2 separate regions of the Homo sapiens genome follow, and region 1 is linked to region 2. A link is a loop called in an ENCODE intact Hi-C map of the cell type or tissue named here. Cell type or tissue: PC-9. All regions are shown on one strand. Each heading gives the region's core, and the rest is flanking DNA. Links, peaks and the distances in the headings are about the cores only.

Region 1 (8,272 bases), core at 3,585-6,084, 130 kb before region 2:
TCCTCTTTCACACCATAGAGTTCTCCTTGCCTGGAATGTTCTCGCTGTTCTACCTAGCAAGCTACTGCTTGTTCTTCAGAAGCTACCACAGATGTGCCATTTTATCTGCAGATTGCCCACTCTTTAACTACTTCAAGCCCCCTAACCCACCCTTGGGCAGAGTTATGGCTCCTCCAAGTACTGTCTTGGCTGTGTTGCTGCCTCCTCTATTAAATTATGACCTCTTGTAGGCAGGAACTATACCTCCTTCACTGCTACATCCTGTAGCATTTAACCAAGGAGCCTGGCCCTCCCCTGGAAAGGTAAGCAGTAGATCATAGCTATTGAGATTCAGCTGCTAAGATACTTTTCTAGAGGACAAAAGATTTTCTCTACTGAGGCAGATACTGTTATCAGAAAAGGTGACCTACTAGGGTTTTGTTGATAGTCACTGGATGCCAAGGCAGAGATATGGAGTTCTCACTTCTTTTTAGAAAGGAGGTCAGCTGAGAATAAGAGAAGATTCTGAAACTTAAAATATACCTAAAAATCTCAAACATATAAGATGACTAAATTCCTATCTAATGAAAAAATAGCTTAACAGCACCCTATGTTAAATGGGCCACTTAAATAGATGCTGACAAGAAATGTGCTTATCAAGGCTTTCACTTGGTTTCAGATCCTTCTCTTTCAAATATCTATTTTATTCTTTTTCCAGAATTCTGACTCATTTCCCAAACACTGCTCCTTAAGCTTTCAACCCTTAAAAAAGCTGAAGCAATGTTTTTTTCCTTCCTAAATTGACATTAGAGTAGTCAAAGCAACGTTTTGGCAAGAAAGCATTGGGGCCATCTCTTCTTTCAGTTTCGGATTTGGCAGAAGGAAGTGCTGTCTCTCCTTGAGCTTCAGGCTCTTGCCCTTATCTAGGCTTAATCATCTCCCACTTCAAGGGGCAGCCTTACACCATATCCAGAAGTGTCAATTCTCTGAGCTCTCTGAAAGTCACACATCCACTTGGTGTTTGAATAGGCACTACCAACAGAGGGCGCCAGACGGAGACTGTGCGGCTGCAAGAGAGATGAGTAACTTGCTCCTTTGTTTCCTTCCAGCTTGTGACAGTCTCCTTCACCTTGCTATCTTCCCCTCCGCAGCAGCGGTTTCTTCCTGTGGCAACAGCTGAAACTAGTTTTTTCACTATTTGCAAAAAGCAGCTGATTGCTCTCTTCCAGCCCCATAGAGCCCAGCTGCAACCAAGCAACAAGGCCCCTGAAGGATCTGAGTTTCAATTCACAGGATTCCTCCTCGGAGTTTCTACGTTTAAAAAAACTTAAGATCTTCCCTTTGTTCCTCCAACCCTGGAGGAGGTTGCCACTTCTGCTGTTCTGACACCTTGAAACCTTTGTCTTTTTTTTTTACCCTCACTTAACTAGATAACTATTTCATACCCAGATAATAATTCTTTTATTTTTATTCTTTAAGTTCTGGGGTACATGTGCAGAACGTGCAGGTTTGCTACATAGGTATACACATGCCATGGTGTTTTGCTGCACCCATCAACCCGTCACCTACATTAGGTATTTCTCCTAATGCTATTCCTCCCCTAGCTCCCCACCCCTTGACAGGCCCCGGTGTATGATATTCCCCTCCCTGTGTCCGTGTGTTATCATTGTTCAACTCCCACTTATAAGTGAGAACGTGCAGTGTTTGGTTTTCTGTTCCTGTGTTAGTTTGCTGAGAATGATGGTTTCCAGCTTTATCCATGTCCCTGCAAAGGACATGAACTCATCCTTTTTTAGGGCTGCATAGTATTCCATGGTGTATGTTCCAAATCGTGAGTGAACTCCCATTCACAATTGCTACAAAGAGAATAAAATACCTAGGAATACAATTTACAAGGGATCTGAAGGACCTCTTCGAGGGGAACTACAAACCAGTACCCAGGAAATAAGAGAGGACACAAACAAATGGAAAAACATTCCATGCTCATGGATAGGAAGAATCAATATCGTGAAAATGGCCATACTGCCCAAAGTAATTTACAGATTCAATGTTACCCCCTTCAAGCTACCATTGACTTTTTTCACAGAATTAGATATAATTCTTGATGTTAAATTCTCTCTGTTAAAATAACTGGTGTGCTTTTTGTCTCCTTATTATACGCTGACTGACACAGGTTGAAGTCTGAAAATATTTCAGCTGCCTGTTGTCTCCACTATAGGGCTTCATAGGGTACCAATGTCCTTGTTAGGATGCTCTGACTGGCAGGACCCCTGGGCTTTCCTGCAGAGCCCTGCATCACTCCTCTTGTAGTGTTTTCATACTCCTCACCCAGTGTCTTAGCTCAAACTGCTACAGAAATATATCATGGCCTGGATGATTTAAACAACAGAAATGTATTTCTCACACTTCTGGAGGCTGGTACTACAAGATTTGGTTTCTTGAGAGGTGAGAGCTCACTTCCTCAAGACTTCCTTACTGTATCCTCACATGGTAGAGAGAAAAAGAGCCAGCAAACTCTCTTTTATCTCTTCTTATAAGAACACTGATTCCATCATGGAGTTTCCACCCTTATGACCCCATCTAAACCTAATTATCTCCCAAAGGCCCCATTTCCAAACAGCATCGCACTGAGAGTTGGGGCTTCAACATAGGGGGTGGTGCATAATTCAGCCCATAGCACTCAGTCACCACTCAGCCCCGATTCTGCCTCTGGAAGTTCCATGCTCAAGTACCCAACACCTGCCCTTGTATCATAGTTCACAGCCTAGGCTTCTGCTCTGGTCTTCCTCAAGATTTTCCAAACCCCTAAGCCTATGTTAACTATATTAACAACTGGTTCTCGTAGGGGGAAAAGTTCTGTTTTGAAGCTTTTCCAAATTTCTGTGGTGTGTTAATACTCCTACCTTGGTCAATTTCACTGAAGACAGAATTGGGTAGAGATGCGCAGTAGCAGTATAATATATTTATATATTGTAAGATATATTCATTACATACGTTATATATTAGTTATATATATTATATATTAGTTATATATAATATATATTAGTTTTGCCTTATAGTTAAAATAGACGTACGGAATCTCAAGAGCACAGATAATGGAAAAATATAGTAAAATAACTAAAAATGGTGAGTTTTGAGTATTTTTCTCTATTTTTACTAATTTATTTAATTGCATGTTTATTTACTTTGAGTTTTAATGGTTTTGTTTAACAACCAGATCACAGAATTTATAAAAAATAACAACTGGCTCTTACCAGCCAATAAAAGCAAGTTCACCTAGACCACTGGTCAGAGCTGCACCCACAAAGTGTCCCCATTCCCTTGTGTATCTGTGGAACTCTGGGTCTACACAGAGCAAACACAATGTGAAAAACACATCCCTGGGGTCCAGTGAATCCAGGTTATTATTCTACTTCATCCCGTCACCACAGCCACACATCTCAGAAGTCAGTCAGTGATCTCAGGGAGCAGCCGTAAGGTATCCAATTGCAGATGCTCCAGAACTCCAGGAATACCAGCCTCTTGCTATTAGAAGGTGATACAGGGCATCCCTTCTTGCTTTGCCCAGAAGTACCTGCGTTTTCCTTTTGTGAAAAGTCATCAGCTGACTTGAGCAAGAAAATAGAGCAGAAGACAAATTAAAGAGAGGTAGGAGCAGGGGACGATTTAAAGTGGTGGAATTTTCTACTCTTGGCAGAGCAGAAGCCCAGGCTGGGAACTATAGTGTAAGGGTGGGTCCTGGGGACTTGAGCATGGAACTTCCACAGGCAGAATGGGGGCTGGAGGGGTGACTGGGTGCTTTGGGCTGAACTGTGCCCATCTGCCCCAAATTCATATGGAATTTGAACCCCTCAGTGCAATGGAACTTGGAAATTGGGCCTTTGGGAGGTAAGTAGGTTTAGATGACATCAAGGGTAGAAGCTCCATGATGGGTCCTAGACATTGGTCAACCTTGAAGAAGACCTACCAACTTTTTTACTGCAGAACTGTACATTTCCCACAAATCTTGCAAAGATCAACTTATCTTTTCAGCAAAGCGTGGTCTCCCAAACTCCCCTGAGGTCTTGACCCTCTCAGGGACTCAAAACCAGGAATCGGAGTTCAGGTTCAAGTGCATTTCTCTCCTCAGGACCCACTAATATCTCTATCGCCCTCACTTACCATTCCTCGTTCCAATCCTTTCCACTTAATAGTTCAGAGGCACCTGCATTTCCCTTAAGGCTGGGAATTTTGGAAATGAAAGCAAAGCAAACTTTCTGCCTGCCTTCCCCGAATCAATAGACAGACCTTACCTGTTGAAGAGCAAAGGAGGGAAACTCAAAGAACAAAGGCAGTTAATATTTGTGATGGTTTCTATAAATCTCAAATATTATAAATATTAACTCTTATGATTGTAATGTGAAATCTTGTTGAAATTATTGGTGCACTTATAATGAAAGCCTTTGCATTGGGCTCCCCACTACATCAAATGTCTTACCTGAAATATTTACATATACTTGTTCTATCTCAGGGATCTCTAAGGTCAAAATCAAAGTGGCTTGATTAAAATCATCAGAGGCGTTTGAACCAGAGTGACTCCATCTTAAACGGGGCCTGGGTAAAATGAGGCTGAGACCTGCTGGGCTGCATTCTTAGGAGGTTAGACATTCTTAGTCACAGGATGGGATAGGAGGTCAGCACAAGATACAGGTCACAAACACCCCGCTGATAAAACAGGATGCAGTAAAGAAGCCAGTCAAAACCCACAAAAACCAAGATGATGATGAAAGTGACCTCTGTTGGTCCTCACTGTTCATTATATGCTAATTACAATGCATCAGCATGCTAAAAGACACTCCCACCAGGGCCATTACAGCTTACAAATGCCATGGCACTGTCTGGAAGTGACCCTATATGGTCTAAAAAAGGGAGGAACCTTCAGTTCTGGAAACTCCTCACCCCTTTCTCTGAAAACTTATGAATAATCTACTCCTTGTTTAGCATATAATCAAGAAATAATCATAAGTGTACTCAGTCAAGCAGTCTTTGCCACTCCTCTGCCTATGGAGTAGCCATTCTTTTACCTCTTCTCTAATAAACTTGCTTTCACTATATTCTGTGGACTTGATCTGAATTCTTTCTTGCATAAGATCCAAGAACCTTCTCCTGGGGTCTAGATTGGGACCGCTTTTCAGTAACAAAATCACAAAATGGAAAAATGTTGGCCAGACTTAATACTTGAATAATAAGGTGTCAAGTTATAACCTTGAATTAATTCCAGAAACAAATTAGTTCCCGACAGTCATTTAAAATGTCAAATTTGTCTTGCTAATTTGCAGACAAATTAGCAAGTCAGTTCAGGTCTGTTAACAGTTAACATTTTTAAATATTTGCCACATGCTTAGCACTGGACTAAGTGCCAGTTACCCAGAGAAGCAGTCACTATTTTACACCCATTTTACAGATGAGTATATGAAGGCACCTAATTTAACTTGCTGAGGGTCACAGTTAGTAACGGCAGAGATGGGAATTGAACCCATCCAGTCTGGGTTTACAGCCTCTTCACTTAACCGTTGTGCAACACTGACTCCTTTAGTCTACGCCACTTAACCCTGACTGCCAAGAATTTTCTAGAGTCTGAAAGCTTCAATAAAAAAAGCTTGAGACTCTCCCTGCCTCTACTCTCTTTTCCCCTCTCCATACCTGTTTTTACTCCTGAGTTCACACAGCCTATTTGATTTTGAAGGTTCAGTCTTCAACTCAGAAAACAATGAAAGTGCTGCCATCTACTTAATGACCCCTTCAAATCTCTTGTGACCCACGATCTCACACATGAAAGAGTCTATGCCGGATGCTTGAGTTTTCCCAAAATAATACCAAGGGCTAATGTCCATGGGGTGCCTCCCATGTCCTCGGATGTGTCATATTTTCAACATATGGTAGTCAGTAGCATCATTTACCACATTACCAACTTTCACTCTCACAACTACACTGAGATATAGGTGTCATTATCGTCACATTTACCCACGAGGAAACTGAGGCTCAGTAAAGCTTAATTGCCCTGTAAATGTCTCACAGCTAGTAAATGATGCAGCTGAGATTTGAACTCTTGATGATGCCAGGCTCTGCCATAGCCAGCTCCTCACTGTAGTGCTCGGCCTCTTGGAGTAATGATGGAGAGAGTCCCCAGGCACACATTGCGTGAATTACACTTAACTACTGGAGAGCCTTATTATGCGTTTTCATCTTCTTAGTGCTTTCTAATTAAAAAGGAGGGGAGTGGTGATCTTTTTGCTCTCTAAGTTCTGTTTCCTCTGAGTGGAAAGCAGAGGGCCCCCTGTGACAGACTTTGCGGAATAGACCTCATTGTATCGAATCAGCTGTTTAAGTGCAGAGTTTTCCTCTGTCCCTTTTTACTGGAGAAAGTTAATTAACATCATAGCCACTAACCACTTACCTATGCTTAGTCTTGATTATGAAGAATATGGGAATGTAGTTAGTCGCCTGAAAGTCTAAAAGTGTGCTCCTATTGTAAAAGGCTTTAATTAATAGGAGTAATAACAATATTAATAATATAATACTCCTTAACATCAACTGGGTGCTTGCAAAGAGCCAGGTACTCTGCTAAGTGTTTTTTTTTATTTAATCCTCCCAAGAACTTTAATTTGAAGCAGACACTATTATTTTTCTCTTTATATGGACCATAAAGAGTCCAAAGTGAAGGTTACTGTGAAAATGAGAGATCTGAGACAAAAACCCAGGGTGCACAACTTGAGGGCCGGCAATGAGCCTCGATGTTGCCATAGCATCCGTGTCTGAGGCAATAGGGATAATAAATCATTTCCTTTTCTATTGTGCCAAAATACTCCTTTACTCATGCAGAACTCAAAGTCACGAACTCTAAGAAATTGAAAAAAGACACGGCCATAAACTGAAGTTACTGACCATTTGACTGTAACTAAGGAGACCTTTTCCAGACCCTTGAGTTTGGGTAAATGGTAGCTAAGCCCAAAGCAAGTCACATTCATCTTCCCAGCAGGTGCCCCTCTGACTGAGACTTAGGCAAGGCAAGGGTTGGTGGCCTTGAGCGGCCGAGTGCAAAGCTGGCTGAGTGGTACAAATGATCAGCTCTTCCAGATAAGGCTGGTCCTGCACGGTACAGATCCTCCAGGACCGATGCTCAGGTGGGGTGGGAGGTGGAAATTAGACAAGCAATTGGAATCAGGAGGCTCCTGCTGAACGCTGATATTTACGGGCACACTCAGGCCCCTGGCTGTCTCCTCTACCTTTCCCCAAACCCCTTCTTTTTGTCCTTGTATTCATGATTTCACAAACTGTTTTCTTTCCCCAGAATATTTGTGCATGACCATTAAATACCCTTCTCCAACTCCTGAGACCCTTTTAGCCTCAGCTTTAAAACTCATTTTTTTTCATGGAAACCTTTCCTGACCCCCAGATGAGGTTAGAATCCAGTGTTCCTGTACCAAGGAATTCTCCTTTATTTCACAGTGCATAGGGCAACTGTGAATATTTATTTGTGGATTTTTGATTGAATGTCTGCTGTCAGTGCTTGATTGTAAATCCTATGTCTTATTCTATCTCTAGCCTGGCACGGTGCTGGGCACCTGATGGGCCCTCATAAATATTGATGGTATTTGTGTCCCAGGGCTGTGCTAACAAAGTACCCAAAATGGGGTGGCTTAACACAGCTGAAACTTATTGTCTCATGTTCTGGGGGCTGGAAGTCTGAGATCAAGGTGTTGGCAGGGCCATGCTCCCTCTGATAGGTCTAGAAGAGAATCCTCTCTTGCCTCTTCTACCACTGGCCTTTGCTGGCAATCCGTGGTGTTTCTTGGCTTGCGCATCACTCCAGCCACATGGCTAGCTCCTCCCTGTGTGTCTTTACACCATCTTCTCTCTGTTCATGTCTGTCTCTGTGTCTAAATTTCCCCCTTATATAAGATGTTTTAGTCACATTTGCATTACTATAAAGAGTACCCGAGGCTGGGTAATTTATAAAGAAAAAAAGGCTTATTTGGCTCATGGTTCTGCAGGCTGTATAAGCATGGCAGCAGCATGTTCTTCTGGTGAGGGTCTCAGGAAGCTTTTGGTCATGTCAGAGGTGATGGGGAAGCAGGGATGTCACATGGCAAGAGAAGGAGCAAGAAGGAGAGGAGGAGGTGCCACGCTCCTTTAAACAACCAATTCTCATGTGAAATAACTAAGTGAGAACTCAGTCATTACATACAGGATAGCCCGAAGCCATTCATGAGGAATCTGCCCCCATGACCTAAACACCACTCACTAAGCCCAC
Region 2 (8,272 bases), core at 2,232-4,731:
ACAAAAACTGGATCCTACCCTACATATAATTCAAAATCCTCCTTTTGTCACTTATTTTACTAAGAGCATTTCTTTCATAAAGTTTTAGAAAAGATTTTTTTAATGACTGCATACTGTCTTTTCTTGAAAAGGTAATTTTGCCAGTCTCCCACTAATGAACATGTTTTTCAAATTTTTCAGTATTATAAATAATTTTTCAATAAGTATTAAACAATAAGCAAAGCATTATACTTATTTTTGTTCATGTGTCTGATTATTTTCTTAAATTCATTGAAGGGAAATTACTGAGCCAAAGGAAATGATAATTTGTGTACCTACATTACCTGAAAGGGGTCCCGATCCAGACCCCAAGACAGGGTTCTTGGATCTCACGCAAGAAAGAATTCGAGGTGAGTCCGTAAAGTGAAAGCAAGTTTATTATTAAGAAGGTAAAGGAATGAAAGAATGGCTACTCCATAGACAGAGCAGTCCCTGGCTCTGGTTGCCCATTTTTATGGTTATTTCTTGGTGATATGCTAAACAAGGGGTGGATTATTCATGCCTCCCCTTTTTAGACCTTATAGGGTAACTTCCTGACTTTGCCATGGCATTTGTAAACGGTCAGGCACTGGTGGGAGTGTGGCAGTGAGGACCACCAGAGGTCACTTTTGTTACCATCTTGGTTTTAATGGGTTTTGGCCGGCTTCTTTAGCGCAAACTGTTTTATCAGGAAGGTCTTTATGACTTGTATCTTGTGCTGACCTCCTATCTCATCCTGTGACTAAGAATCGCTTAACTTACCGGGAATGCAGCCCAACAGGTCTTAGCCTTATTTTACCAAGCTCCTATTCAAGATGGAGTTGCTCTGGTTCAAACGCCTCTGACACCTGTATAGATAGTACCAAATAAATTTTCACAGAGGTTGTGCGGACTTATACTTCTGCCAGCAATTTATTTTAGGGAGTCTTTTCAAACTTCCACCAGCAAAGAAAATTTTCTTTAAAAAATGTTTTGCTATTTTAATGAGTGAATAAAATGTATCTTGTAACTTTTTAAATTAGTATTTGATTAGTTGTGAGTGTGAATATTTTTTCCAGATAATCATATTTTGTATTTAAGTTTACTGTGAGGATACTCTGCCCATGTCTTTTGGAGTATTTTGTTAACTGATTTGTAAGAGTACTTCATGTACTATTTCAGTATTATCTTTCTGCTCTGTTACTACAACTACTTTTTCTAATTTGTAATTTGATTGTTGTGAACGTGTTCCTCGATGTAAAGGACTTTCAATTGTGTTAACAGTAAGAAGATCTATCTAACTTTTCCTTTGTAATTACTTACATTTGCTTTTATGCTTAGAATATCGTTCCCTCTCCAGAAGTTTTTGTCTATGTGTGGGTTCTTTAATCCATCTGTTTTTATTGTTGTTTTTGTCTTGGGCTGCTGGATAGTGAAGCTATAACTTGAGTTAATCAATTTTCCTAACCATTTGAGAAACAATCTCTGCCTTTCCCATTTTTGTTGTCCTTACTTTAAACTGGAATACATACGAGAGTCTACTTCAGGGTCCACTGCTCTATTCTATCAATCTGCCTACCAGCTCCTGAGCTAGTACCATACTGCTTCGGTTGCAGTTGCTTGTAATGTATTTTAATACCTAGTAGGATGTGCCTACACACTTGAAATTGCTCTGATTCTCCTTTTTCAATAATTTTTAGTTTTTTGCTTGTTATTAATATACATTTTAGAATCACAATGTCATATAAGAAAAATAACACTATCTTTTGATTGGCACTACATTTTTTCATCATGTCATCACAATATTTAACATGTCATTGCAAAATCATAATAGTATTTATTTTCTTTTGGTTGTGCTATTGTCAATTTTAGATCAATGTTACGCTGACTTCATAAAATGAATCTTTATACAGTCAGCTTTTGTTTTTATATCCAGAAAAATCATATAACATGGTATTATCTGTCTTTCTGAAATTCTGAAAGTTATCACTGGTAAAATTTTCAGAAAATGAGACATCTTTGGAAGTAATAAAATACATACACATACATATATATCTCCAGGATTTCTTCTAAAAGTTCATGACCCTTTTTCTTAAAGTTAGGTAGTCTATGCCATGAAAATATGTTTAATTCAACTTTTCAAAGTTATGAACACTGTGCTTTAACAAATAATTTTGTATTTGTTAAAATTCTCCTGTTTATTTTTATATTTCCCTTCTACTTTTACATTTTATTTTTTCTCTTCACCTTCATATATTCTCCAGTTATGTTAAAATGTTTTTGAATTCATATGTCAACTTTACTAATTCTATTTTTAATAATTTGTTCATTTTCTATGCTTATCTTTAGAAAATATTTTCTATTTTCATCGGTTTTGTTATAGACACCTTTTAATTATATATAATACATATCATTTAAAACGTATATATTTTGTTTTTTCCTATTGTCAAAGAGCAATAGTTCCATAAAAGGCTCACATAAAACAATTGCTTTCTGTCCATTTCTTCTTATATACCTTTGTTTTATATATTTATATATTTAATGCATAAAATATCACTGATGATTTTATATTTTTATGCGTACTTTGCTCTATTGAATATTTTCGGCTATGTACCCAGTCTTGAATAAAGTTAACATTAATACCTTTATTTTTTTCTTTGTGTTTTTCCAGTAGATCTTTTTTCTTTTATTTTTTATTTATATGTGTCTCCTCGTTTTGGATAGGTTTCTTGTGAGCAGGTCATAGTTGGATTTTCTTAGCGCAATCCTGAAGTCTTAGTATTTTAAATATAGGAAGATAAATCACTTACATTTATTGTTATAACTGGCCATCCTCCCATCCTGGGTAATTATTCTGAGTATCTGTGATTTTGCTCAGCCAGGGCTCAGGGAAACTGAGTCTCAACACTGACACAGAAATCAGTTGCAGGCAAGAAAACGAGCAAAAACTCACACTTAATCATGGGTAAAGAAAGGAGCATTATAAAAATCAAGTCTGTGGAATTGATCAGAAATCTAGAACAGGATACAAATCAAAGAATTTAAAATGTCAGATACAGTTGAGGAGTGGGTTCATAAAACAAAGCCAAGACAGCTTCCCTGAGGAAAAGACACAGAGGGAGATGCAAGTATTTTTAATCTTTTATCATGATAATGAAAAATACAATGATGGCAACAAATTACAACAACAACTCATTTATCAAATCATATTTGGGCCAGACACTGAACTACGTTCTTTAGATAATCCATCCCCACAAGTACCCTAGGAAGTGTATGTTTTTTCCCGTTTTAACAACAAGAAGACTCAGGTTTTAAGTACATAAGTTAATTTCCCTAAGGCCAAAGTTAGGAAGTGCCTGAACCACTTTCAAAATAAGATATCTCTCTCAAAAGTCTGTGATGTTTTCTATTATATTATATTGTTCCCCCCCCGCCCCCCGCCCAGTAAAGGTTGAGTATCCCTAACCTAAACATCCAAAATGTTCGAAAATACGAAACTTTTTGAACACCAACATGACCCTCAAGGGAAGTGTTCATTGGAGGATTTCAGATTAAAGATGGTCAACTGGTATACACTCTGCAAATATTCCCCAATTTGAAAATCTCCCAAATCCAAAACACTTCTGGCCCCAACCATTTCAGATAAGGGATACTGAACGTGCATTAACATTTTTCTTGGTTTTTATTTTCCCCATTTCTATAAGTATGTATTTTCTTTGAATTCTTCAAATTCAGTTTTTGTTTGTTTGAGATGGAGTCTTGCTCTGTCACTCAGGCTGGAGTGTAGTGGCGCAATCTTGGTTCACTGAAACCTCTGCCTCCTGGGTTCGACTGATTCTCCTGCCTCAGCCTCCCGAGTAGCTGGGATTACAGGCGCGTGCCACCACGATCAACTAATTTTTTTCTATTTTTTGGTAGAGGCAGGTTTTCGCCATGTTGGCCAGGCTGGTCCTGAACTCCTGACCTCAAGTGATCTGCCCACCTCGGCATTCCCAAAGTGCTAGGATTACAGGCGTGAGCCACTGTGCCTAGCCCAAATTTTATTTTTTAAGATCACACTTGAATGCATACATTCTCTAATCATCAAATTCATGAATGATATAACTTTTGACTTACTTTACAAGATGAAGAATTTCATACTCTTCTTTCCCACATACACTCCTTTTCCCCCATTCTTGCCAACTTCATTTAGAATTATGGACATATTTATTACTTTTATTCTATCTCAAGAAAAATTTCCAACTGTACTTTATTTACAACTTTTTTAAACTTAATTTAGTATGTTAAGCTGGGGTTATCACAATTCTTTTGAACTCATTTTTGCTATTGAGTTTTTGTCTTTAACATGTTGTTTCACTGGAACGTATCTTTAATGTTTTCAAGAAAATGCATGGGTGGTATCTTTTTTGAACCCTTGACTAGAATATCTAAGAATCTCTTTTTGTTTTCTTTGCAAATTAACATTTCAGCTTGAGTCATAAGCACTTTCTAGTACCATTTAGACTTTACTCATTTCTCATGTAGCATCTAGTCTTGTGCTGTACCCTTAATTCAGCCTATTCTCATTTTTTATCATAAGTAACATTTGTTTTGTCTGGATGTTTGTAGAATATTTTAAAATCTTTTCCATTTGAACAAATTTGCTAGATTATGTCTGTGTACATCTTTACTTTTGCCCGGAACATGGTGCAGTATTTTAAGTTGTACATTTCTTTTTTCTAGCTCAAGTTTTTATTCCGTTTTTCTCCATGGTAAAGCAACGTCATTTGTTCTGGTTATATTTCCCTTGGGTCCTTCTTGTCCATAGAGTAAGTCTTTGTTTTTGATGGACCAACTTACCTATCTTTTCTGTCATCATTTTTTGTTTCTTTTCTCTGCATTGATAGAAAAATTCTCTACCTTGTTTTCTACATTATTTATTTGGCTTTTTGTGATTTCAATTCTGGTCTTCACTGCATCAGAATTGAAGTTTGATTCCACAATTTTATTTTTAGTTTACCTGAATTCAATTCTTACATGTCAGTTTCCTTTTCAATCTCAGAATCTCAAGTGTCACCTTTTTCATCAATTTCATTCTTACTTCAGAAAGTACATACTGCCTAGTATTAAGAACACAAAAAAAGCAGGATTAAATCTTTTTTCTGTTTTATGCAGTCAGCTTTCCCTTAAACAGGCATGCTTTTTCTCTGCCTCATTGGTCTAGCGAGTCTCCTGTTACATGTTACGGAATATTTTTCATAGACTCAATGTATCTTTATACCATCCCCCAGCGCATATGCACTTACTCCCTCTCCAACAAGGATATAGCTGTCCAAATTGTTTGTACTCTGGATCTGCCAGAATCTTCCTCTTAAATGTTTAACTGAAGAGGAAGCTATGGTGTCTAGCTAGCAATGTGTACTGTTACACTATGACATGAATTTCTCTTGCTTCCCTGTTTCTTTGTAAATAAAAGGTGAATTCATTACTAAATACTTTGAAACATTCCATAGTCTTTTTGTGGCCTGAAACAGTGCAGGGGAAACTCCGATTCCAAGACACAGAGCTCTCAATGTATCTGGCAGATTGTATTTTTCAAAGGTAGCCACAGCAAATATATACCTCATTCCTTGGTTCTTCTAACAAAGTGACATCAAACATCCTTCACCAGGAGATGAAGTCTATGTTCTCCCGTCTTGAGTACAGATGGAACTTTGTAGCTGCTTCCATGAACAGGCTGCAGCAGAACTAACATGGCTGACTTCTGAGGCTAGGTCATAAAAGTCACAGGGCTCCCTCTCTGAGGCAGGTACACTGGGAGCCGGGAGCCTGCATGCATTAAGTCTGGCTGCCCTGAGGCTGTCATGCTGGAGAGATCAGGGTGAGAGCCCGCAAACAGATACCCAAAGAGGCCCAGCTATTCTCACCCGCAGCTGTTTGTCTTTGTAGACCAGGTGCCAGGTGCCAAATGAGATGATCCCAGCTGACAGTAGAGTCCAGCTCTCCCTCCTAAGCCCTGTCCTGACTGCAGATTTCTTGAGCAAAGTACGTATTGTTTTAAACCACTAAGTTCTGTGGTGGGTTGTCACCCAGCAGTAGATAATTTTTTAAAAGTTTCCCATCCTTATTCGCACTTACATTATTTTACATCCCAGGGCATACTCTGCAACCACCCATGCATTTCACGGAGGCCCACTGCGCCTTTCTGGGAGTTGCAATTGCACAGATAGATTCAGCAAGGTGAGAATGCCATCCTCAGGCAGCCAGGAGGTGACTGTCAGGCTATTTGGTTGGGGAACCAGCCAGCATCCCCTCTGCAGAACCTTCCTCTCTTTTTCCTATGGAGGAAGTAGGAACTCCTCTTCCTTGGTCATCCCATCTGTCCTGTGTGAGGAGTAATTTCCCTGAGAAACTGACCATCCATAGTCAGGATCCTGGGTTTTCAGCCTTTTATGTCCTGTGAGCCTCTGGATTTTTGTTGGGTAAAGGCAGTTAGGAGGGGGAAATCCAGGCAACCATTATGATCCACAAGCTCAGTATCTCAGCTTTCATTCTGAGATTCAGATATGCCACCAAAACAACATTCAGACACAAAATAAAACGGCAGGTTTCCTCTCCTCCACTCCCCCGTTCCCTGGCCATGTCATTAGTCGTCTATGCTCCCTCCCTGCGGGACTGCACAGTGCGAGGATTCCCAGAGAATGAAAATAACCAGCGTCATCTTTAGAGCCAATTGTTCCTCTTAGTCCTTTTTTCTAAAGCCCCAAATACAATAAAAAAAGGGGAATGAATATAAATACTAAAATACTGCTTAAAATTGTCTAACTCTAGGCTTCTTTTGATACCATTCTAAGCCAATTCTTCTCAAGTCATGATGTACACCTGCAGAGCTTGTTAAACTTTAAATTCTGATTCAGCACATCTGGTCTGAGAGTATTCTCTCTCCCTCCCTCCCTCCCTCCCTCCCTCTCTCCCTCTCCCTCTCTCCCTCTCCCCCCTCCCTTGTCTCTCTCTCTCTCTCCTCCTCCCTCCCTCTCTCACCTCCCTCCCTGTCTCTCTCTCCCTCTCTCTCCCTCCCTCCCTCTCCCTCTCCCCCCACCCCTGTCTCTCCCTCTCTATCCTCCTCCCTCCCTCCCTCCTTCCCTCTCTCCCTCCCTTCCATGTAATAATGCCTGTGCTGCTGCCCAGGGACCACACTTTGAGTAGCCAGGCTCTAGGCAATCCCTCTTGCTCTCACCTCCTGCCTGGCTAGGTGCAGTCTTACAGCTACTGTCACTACCATGTCCGTTTTCTTCTTTCCTCCTAATGCTTACGGGCTCTTCTTGCCATTTTCTCCTGTCCCATACCTGTTGGGCAGCTCCAGTGATGAAGGGTTTCTTCTTCTTGTGTCCTCACTTGTTTGTTCTCTCCCTCATAGTTACTGACCACTCTGGGCTTGGCTCTTTTAGGAGGCAAAAATATAGAAATGAAAGACACTGACCAAAGGCTAATGAGGGAGAAGCACAGTGAGAGCTCTCCACAGTGGGATCCATGCTAGGGTGTGCAGAGGCTGGCTCAGGCGGAGAGGGGAAGCAGGTGGGAGGGAGTCAGGAGGCAGTTAGTGAGAGGGTATTCTCTGAGGACTTCCTGGAGGCGGTGACACTAGCTGGATCTTAAGATACTAGTAGGTGTAAGCCCCCTGAAGAAAGGGGGAAGGAAGGACATTCCAAGCAGAAGGAACAGCCTGCACAAGTGTTTAGAGGAGGAGACCGCATGGTGAGCTCAAGGAACTGTAATTAAGCACGGATGGAGTGTACGGTGTGTGAACGGCTGGGGGAGGGTTACGGTTGTATATTATCTGCTCCGGCTGCCATAACAAAATACTACAGACTGGGAGGCTTAAAGAACAGAAATGTGTTCTCTCCCCATTCTCAAGACTAGAATACCAAGATCAAGGTGTTGACAGGTTTGGTTTCTTTTGAGGCCTCTCTCCTTTGCTTGCAGATAATTGCCTTCCACCTGTGTCCTTCCATGGTCATCTCTCTATGTATATCTGTGTCTTGATCTCTTCCAATAAGGATACAGTCCTATTGGATTGGAGCCATATGAGCTTGTTTCACCTTGGTTACCTCTTTAAAGGCCCTGTCTCCAAATACAGTCACATTCTGAGGTGGTAGGGGTTGAGTTTGAAACATACGAATTTTGGGGGAGATACAGTTCCGCCCATAACAGGTCATCAAAGGTTGGACAGACTTCTTGTTCTGTTTGTTCACTCCTCACTCCTCAACCCTCCTACTTGCTGTAGTATGGGAGAGGC

What was found. A loop is a pair of places that touch in the nucleus more often than their neighbours do. Peaks named below come from ENCODE experiments on the same cell type or tissue, not always from the same donor. Only the 100,000 strongest peaks of a DNase experiment are listed, where the experiment ranks them.
Region 1: it touches region 2 in a loop (6-fold over the local background); 61 of 110 quality-filtered maps call a loop at or near these places.

What each region holds. Positions count from the first base shown.
Region 1 is chr15:91,705,599-91,713,870 of GRCh38, forward strand. It overlaps the pseudogene TRY-GTA12-1. Among named protein-coding and RNA genes, the nearest start is that of SLCO3A1, 140 kb to the right of the region's middle. RefSeq lists a silencer at 6,852-7,086. In PC-9, for the core only: no CTCF peak of the experiment used is centred there; a DNase peak (open chromatin) is centred at 4,703; H3K27ac peaks cover 464 bases.
Region 2 is chr15:91,839,260-91,847,531 of GRCh38, forward strand. No RefSeq gene overlaps it. Among named protein-coding and RNA genes, the nearest start is that of SLCO3A1, 10 kb to the right of the region's middle. In PC-9, for the core only: no CTCF peak of the experiment used is centred there; no DNase peak of the experiment used is centred there.